2 separate regions of the Homo sapiens genome follow, and region 1 is linked to region 2. Evidence: chromatin contacts called from ENCODE Hi-C or POLR2A ChIA-PET data. All regions are on one chromosome and are shown on one strand. The core of a region is the stretch at or near the end of the contact, and the rest is flanking DNA. Distances in the headings are between cores, read along the strand shown. Region 1 holds the start of NBR2 (neighbor of BRCA1 lncRNA 2). Region 2 has its middle 55 kb from the start of LINC00910.

Region 1 (3,474 bases), core at 1-2,500, 210 kb before region 2:
TAAATTCTGAATTTTTTCACATATTGCTGCCAACCCCTTGGGTCTTTTCCTTTCTCCAAGAAAGAGAAAGCTACAGAGGAGTGACTGACCGGGTAGGTGGTGGTAGCCTTAGCTTTCTCCAATGTTTCTGGTTGTTTTCTTTTTCTTGCATAAAACCAAAATCAACAACGACCAAACCAACACCAATCAAGGCCTCCCCGCCCCTAACCTTTCCCAGTGACCTGCTCTCATCTCTGGATCCTCCTCAAGCACATCCCTGCCGGCAGCATCTGTTACTACTGACGCTCCTCTACTTCCCTCTTGCGCTTTCTCAATGGCGCAAATGGATCCAGTTCTTAAGTTCTCCCTCCCACAAAATCCTGTCTCCTCCCCTTCCCAGACATATTCCTGGCACCTCTTCTTCCACAAGGTCCCATCCTCTCATACATACCAGCCGGTGTTTTTTGTTTTGTTTTGTTTTGTTTTGTTTTGAGACAGTCTCGCTCTGTCGCCCAGGCTGGAGTGCAATGGCGCGATCTCGGCTCACTGCAACCTCCGCCTCCCGGGTTCTAGCGATTCTCCTGCCTCAGCCTCCTGAGTAGCTGGAGCGGCACCACGCCCGGCTAATTTTTGTATTTTTAGTAGAGACGGAGTTTCACCACGTTGGTCAGGCTGGTCTGGAACTCCTGACCTCATGACCAGCCGACGTTTTTAAAGACATAGTGTCCCCCTCAAGGCATATTCCAGTTCCTATCACGAGGATTCCCCCACGGACACTCAGTGCCCCCTTCCTGATCCTCAGCGCTTCCCTCGCGACCTACAAACTGCCCCCCTCCCCAGGGTTCACAACGCCTTACGCCTCTCAGGTTCCGCCCCTACCCCCCGTCAAAGAATACCCATCTGTCAGCTTCGGAAATCCACTCTCCCACGCCAGTACCCCAGAGCATCACTTGGGCCCCCTGTCCCTTTCCCGGGACTCTACTACCTTTACCCAGAGCAGAGGGTGAAGGCCTCCTGAGCGCAGGGGCCCAGTTATCTGAGAAACCCCACAGCCTGTCCCCCGTCCAGGAAGTCTCAGCGAGCTCACGCCGCGCAGTCGCAGTTTTAATTTATCTGTAATTCCCGCGCTTTTCCGTTGCCACGGAAACCAAGGGGCTACCGCTAAGCAGCAGCCTCTCAGAATACGAAATCAAGGTACAATCAGAGGATGGGAGGGACAGAAAGAGCCAAGCGTCTCTCGGGGCTCTGGATTGGCCACCCAGTCTGCCCCCGGATGACGTAAAAGGAAAGAGACGGAAGAGGAAGAATTCTACCTGAGTTTGCCATAAAGTGCCTGCCCTCTAGCCTCTACTCTTCCAGTTGCGGCTTATTGCATCACAGTAATTGCTGTACGAAGGTCAGAATCGCTACCTATTGTCCAAAGCAGTCGTAAGAAGAGGTCCCAATCCCCCACTCTTTCCGCCCTAATGGAGGTCTCCAGTTTCGGTAAATATAAGTAATAAGGATTGTTGGGGGGGTGGAGGGAAATAATTATTTCCAGCATGCGTTGCGGAATGAAAGGTCTTCGCCACAGTGTTCCTTAGAAACTGTAGTCTTATGGAGAGGAACATCCAATACCAGAGCGGGCACAATTCTCACGGAAATCCAGTGGATAGATTGGAGACCTGTGCGCGCTTGTACTTGTCAACAGTTATGGACTGGAGTGTTATGTTTTCGTATTTTGAAAGCAGAAACTAGGCCTTAAAAAGATACGTACAACTCTTTAGGGAGACTACAATTCCCATCCAGCCCCAGGAGTCTGGGGCAAGTAGTCTTGTAAGGTCAGTGGCCTGCGGGGACGCAGTGAGCGCCGAATTTGCCTGGGGCAGGGGAAATGCGCTCTGGCCCATGTCTGCGCACTCGTAGTTCCACCCCTCAGCCCCAGTGTTTGTTATTTTTCGGGTTCAGCTTGCTTTTGCCCCGTCTCCGTCGACGCAATCGCCACCAGTCAATGGGGTGGTCGTTTTGAGGGACAAGTGGTAAGAGCCAATCTTCTTGGCGAAAACGCGGAGAAACGGGACTAGTTACTGTCTTTGTCCGCCATGTTAGATTCACCCCACAGAGATAGCGGCAGAGCTGGCAGCGGACGGTCTTTGCATTGCCGCCTCCCCAGGGGGCGGGAAGCTGGTAAGGAAGCAGCCTGGGTTAGCTAGGGGTGGGGTCACGTCACACTAAGAGGGTTTGGAGAAGTTCAAGGGAGGAATCCTGCAAAGAAGAGGGGCGACTTTTTCCGTGTCTCCGGACAGCTAATCGTTTTAGTGACAGGATGAGAGAGCCCTTCGTGTTCTGAGGGACCGAGTGGGCGAAAAGCGCCGGAGAGTTGGAGAGTCTGTGGTTCAGAATGCGAGGTGACAACGTGCTAGCAGCCCTCGCTCGCTCTCGGCGCCTCCTCGGCCTTGGCGTCCATTCTGGCCGTGCTGGAGGAGCCCTTCAGCCCGCCACTGCGCTGTGGGGGCCCCTCTCTGGGCTGGCCGAAGCCAGAGCCGGCTCCCTCTGCTTGCGGGGAAGTGTGGAGGGAGAGGCGGGTGTGGGAACTGGGGCTGCGCGCAGCGCTCGCCAGCCAGCGCGAGTTCCAGGTGGGCGCGGGCTCAGCGGGCCCCGCACCCCCGGCCCCGGGCAGTCAGGGGCCTAGCACCCGGGCCAGCAGCTGCAGAGGGTGCGCCGGGTCCCCCAGCACTGCCGGCCCGCCTGCACCCCGCTTGAATTCTCACCGGGCCCCAGCCGCCCTGCACAGGGCAAGGCTCAGGACCTGCAGCCCGCCATGCCCGAGCCCCCTCCCAACCCCTGTGAGCTCCAGCGTGGCCTGAGCCTCCCCGACGGGCACCGCCCCCTGCTCCTCAGCGCCCGGTCCCATCGACTGCCCAAGGGCTGAGAGGAGTGCAGGCGCCCGGCACAGCCCTGCGCAGGATCCACTAGGTGAAGCCAGCTGGGCTCCTGAGTCAGATGGGGACTTGGAAAACTTTTATGTCTAGCCTGAGGATTTTATATGCACCAGTCAGCACTCTGTGTCTAGCTTGGGGTTTGGGGATGCACCAATCAGCACTCTGTATCTAGCTAATCTGGTGGGCACTTGGAGAACTTCTGTGTCTAGCTAAAGGATTGTAAATGCACCAATCAGTGCTCTGTGTCTAGCTCAAGGTTTGCAAATGCACCAATCAGCACTCTGTGTCTAGCTAAAGGTTTGTAAACGCACCAATCAGTGCTCTGTGTCTAGCAAATGTAGTGGGGACTTGGAGAATTTTTATGTCTAGCTAGAGGATTGTAAATGCACCAATCAGCACTCTGTGTATATCTAGCTCAGGGATTGTAAATGCACCAATCAGCACCCTGTCAAAACGGACCAATTAGCTCTCTGTAAAATGGACCAATCAACAGGATGTGGGTGGGGTCAGATAAGGGAATAAAAGCAGGCTGCCCCGCTGGGTGCCAGTGGCTCACACCTGTAATCCCAGCAAT
Region 2 (3,762 bases), core at 661-3,160:
ACCCAGGCTTCAAGGAAGTGTGATTTGCCGAAAGAGACCCAGGCTTCGAGGGAGACTGATTTGCCAAAAGATACCCAGGCTTCAAAGGAGCCTGATTTCTGAAAGAGACCCAGGCTTCAAGGGAGCCTGATTTACCAAGAGAGGTCCAGGCTTCAAGGGAGACTGACTTGTCAAAAGAGAACGAGAAGAGAGAGGTGGAAAAATAGGTTGAATATGGATAGGGTTGAGGGCCTCATAACTGGGCTGAACTGGTAGAAAGTTGAGAGCCCCACAGCGGGGCTGAACAGAGATAGGGTTGAGGGCCTCATTACCAGGCTGAATAGGCAAGAAGTTGAGAGCTCTACAGCAGGGCTGAACAGGGATAGGGTTCAGGGCCTCATTACCAGGCAGGGAATTGAGAGCCTCTTCACCGGGCTGTGTAGAAATTGGAGCCTCTGTACCAGGCTGCATGAAAACATAGTTTAGAGCCTCTTTTTCAGGCTGCATCATCTCATTTTCTATCTGCATAGCTGGAGAGTTGAGAGTTTGAGGAAAGGTAGGAGGGTACAGCTGTGATGGCTGTTGATAATATCTTTCAGCTGGATTTTGCTGGTTGGGGGAAATAAATTCATTCAGATCAGTTAAAAGTTCATCATAAAGCGATAACCGGGGCATGGTAGGCTCTGGCGTAGGTGGTGGCACCAAAGGAATATCAGAGTGGAGGTCCATCTGTAGAACTATGGCCTCAATCTGTGCAGTATCCTCAGGTGAAAAAGAACTAAGCACTTCCTCAGCCTCCTCAGAGGAAAGAGGGATCAGTCTCCATGTTGTCCTCCTGAGTCTGTAAAGAGTCTAGGACAGAGCGAACCGAAGCCCAGATTGACCAAATTGGGGGTGGAATAATATGCCCGCCTTTATGAGCAATTTTGAATGTCTGCCAATCTCATCCCAATCCTTAAGTTCTAAAGTTCCCTCAGTAGGAAACCAAGGGCAAAGAAGATCTACAACATCAAACAGTTCAATTAACTTATCAGTAGATACTTTTAACCACTCCTTCTTTAAGGAGAGTTTTTATAAAATTTAAATAAGCTGAGTACTTAGTACAGGCCTGTCCCTTGGTGTCCCCGGGATACTCTGAGTGCCCAAGCTTACCACCAAGCTTATTGACCTCAATCCTCAGGAATCTGTCATTGAAATCCTCTGCTGTGTTTCACGCTCAAAGTGCAACTTCACACAGCGAGAGAGAAATTCTCGTTGGGCGCCAGATGTAGGGTCCAACCCTACAGGGCCTTTGGGGTTTTCTCTTGTGTGTGGAGATGATAGATCATAGAAATAAAGACACAAAACAAAGAGATAGAATAAAAGACAGCTGGGCCCGGGTGAACACTACCACCAAGACGCGGAGACCGGTAGTGGCCCCGAATGCCTGGCTGTGCTGTTACTTATTGTATACAAGGCAAGGGGGCAGGGTAAGGAGTGCAGGTCATCTCCAATGATAGGTAAGGTCACGTGAGTCACGTGACCACTGGACAGGGGCCCTTCCCTATTTGGTAGCTGAGGTGGAGACAGAGAGGGGACAGCTTACGTCATTATTTCTTCTATGCATTTCTCGGAAAGATCAAAGACTTTAATACTTTCACTAATTCTGCTACCGCTGTCTAGAAGGCCAGGCTAGGTGCACAGAGTGGAACATGAAAATGAACAAGGAGCGTGACCACTGAAGCACAGCATCACAGGGAGACGTTTAGGCCTCCAGATGGCTGTGGGCATGGCTGCGGGTGGGCCTGACAAAGATCTTCCACAAGAGGTGGTGGAGCAGAGTCTTCTCTAACTCTCTCCCTTTCCTGGTCTGCTAAGTAACGGGTGCCTTCCCAGGCACTGGCGCTACCACTAGACCAGTCTGCTAAGTAACGGGTGCCTCCCCAGGCACTGGCGTTACCGCTAGACCAAGGAGCCCTCTAGTGGCCCTGTCCGGGCATGACAGAGGGCTCACACTCTTGTCTTCCGGTCACTTCTCACCGTGTCCTTTCAGCTCCTATCTCTGTATGGCCTAATTTTTTCTAGGTTATAATTGTAAAACAGATATTATTATAATATTGGAATAAAGAGTAAATCTACAAACTAATGATTAATATTCATATATGATCATATCTGTATTCTATTTCTAGTATAACTATTCTTATTCTATATATTTTATTATACTGGAACATCTTGTGCCTTCGGTCTCTTGCCTCAGCACCTGGGTAGCTTGCCGCCTGTAGGGTCCAGCCCTACAGGGTTTAGTGGGTGTTCTACCCATGTATGGAGATGAGAGATTATAAGAGATAAAGACACAAGACAAAGAGATAAAGAGAAAACAGCTGGGCCCAGGGGACCATTACCACCAAGACGCAGAGACCAGTAGGGGCCCGGAATGGCTGGGCTCGCTGATATTTATTACATACAAGACAAAGGGGGAAGAGTAAGGAGGGTGAGACGTCCAAGTGATTGATAAGCTCAAGCAAGTCACATGATCATGGGACAGGGGGCCCTTCCCTTTTAGGTAGCTGAAGCAGAGAGGAAAGGCAGCATACATCAGTGTTTTCTTCTAGGCACTTATAAGAAAGTTCAAAGATTTTAAGACTTTCACTATTTCTTCTACCACTATCTACTATGAACTTCAAAGAGGAACCAGGAGTACAGGAGGAACATGAAAGTGGACAAGGAGCATGACCACTGAAGCACAGCACCACGGGGAGGGGTTTAGGCCTCCAGATGACTGCAGGGCAGGCCTGGATAATATAAAGCCTCCCACAAGGAGGTGGTGAAGCAGAGTGTTTCCTGACTCCTCCAAGAACAGGGAGACTCCCTTTCTTGGTCTGCTAAGTAACGGGTGCCTTCCCAGGCACTGGCATTACTGCTTGGCCAAGGAGCCCTCAACCGGCCCTTATGTGGGCATGACAGAGGGCTCACCTCTTGCTTTCTAGGTCACTTCTCACAATGTCCCTTCAGTACATGATCCTACACCCATCAATTATTCCTAGGTTATATTAGTAATGCAACAAAGACTAATATTAAAAGCTAATGATTAATAATGTTTATACATTATTGATTGATAATTGTCCATGATCATCTCTATATCTAATTTGTATTGTAAGTATTCTTTATTCTAACTATTTTCTTTATTATACTGCTACAGTTTGTGCCTTCAGTCTCCTGTCTTGGCACCTGGGTAATCCTTCGTCCACAGCTGCCCAAATCTCCCCTCTTTTTATTGACTAGGATCATCATTGCCATCATTGCTTGTTGACTTTGGGCTTTTCATCGGACTCCCTGAAGACATCTGCATACTAAAAGCAGACAACATAAACACACCAATATCAGTAATGCTAGTGACAATAGTGAACCTCTAAGGGGTTTGATCCGTTTAAAAAGATTAAGATCGGATAATACTTTGGTGATTTCCTCAAAAATATGAGAGCCAGGAACGGTAGTTAAGTGAGCCTGTGAGGCCCCCAAAATTTGCTCTTTCAGTTTTGAAATATCTTAAGTTAGATTATCATCCCAGGCTTTGAATGTCTCATGACTTTTTCCCAGCTATGCTGATCTTTTTTATAAGCATAAGGCATTATGCAATAATCAGAATTATTCCAATCACATTGTAATTGCATACGGTGTTGCAAATTCATAACTCTATCTCCCAGCCATATCACACTCTGGTGGAGATCATTAATTTGATTAGCCAAATTTGATCAACTTGAGCCTGAGAATTCCAGAGTCTGGTGGAGTTTTTGTTTGTTTGTT

Evidence for each region. A loop is a pair of places that touch in the nucleus more often than their neighbours do. ChIA-PET counts read pairs that join two places held with the same protein, here RNA polymerase II (POLR2A). Pooled maps may share reads with other maps.
Region 1: a map of CD8-positive, alpha-beta T cell shows a loop between it and region 2 (6-fold over the local background). The contact joins the promoter of NBR2 here to the enhancer-like site in region 2. A Hi-C loop is called at or near these places in 3 of 168 maps with a recorded cell type or tissue (CD4-positive, alpha-beta T cell and CD8-positive, alpha-beta T cell), 1 of 37 single-sample maps with no recorded cell type and 8 of 50 pooled maps. POLR2A ChIA-PET finds 5 or more read pairs at or near these places in 6 of 52 experiments (GM12878, H1, PC-9 and 3 more).

Annotation. Positions count from the first base shown.
Region 1 is chr17:43,124,307-43,127,780 of GRCh38, forward strand. It overlaps NBR2 (neighbor of BRCA1 lncRNA 2), which reads left to right and starts at 1,251. Exons shown (of 8, transcript NR_138145.1): 1 at 1,251-1,464. It overlaps BRCA1 (BRCA1 DNA repair associated), which reads right to left and starts at 1,058. Exons shown (of 23, transcript NM_007294.4): 1 at 965-1,058. RefSeq lists silencers at 354-389, 2,413-2,430, promoters at 1,043-2,799, 1,043-1,309, cis regulatory regions at 1,110-1,132, 1,294-1,302, 1,979-2,008, 2,359-2,388 and enhancers at 1,110-1,132, 1,239-1,368, 1,265-1,289, 1,419-1,508, 2,437-3,250.
Region 2 is chr17:43,332,446-43,336,207 of GRCh38, forward strand. No RefSeq gene overlaps it. Among named protein-coding and RNA genes, the nearest start is that of LINC00910, 55 kb to the right of the region's middle. Within about 2 kb of position 1,911, at least 12 of the 41 ENCODE cell types and tissues checked have a DNase peak (open chromatin) inside an H3K27ac peak, as active enhancers do.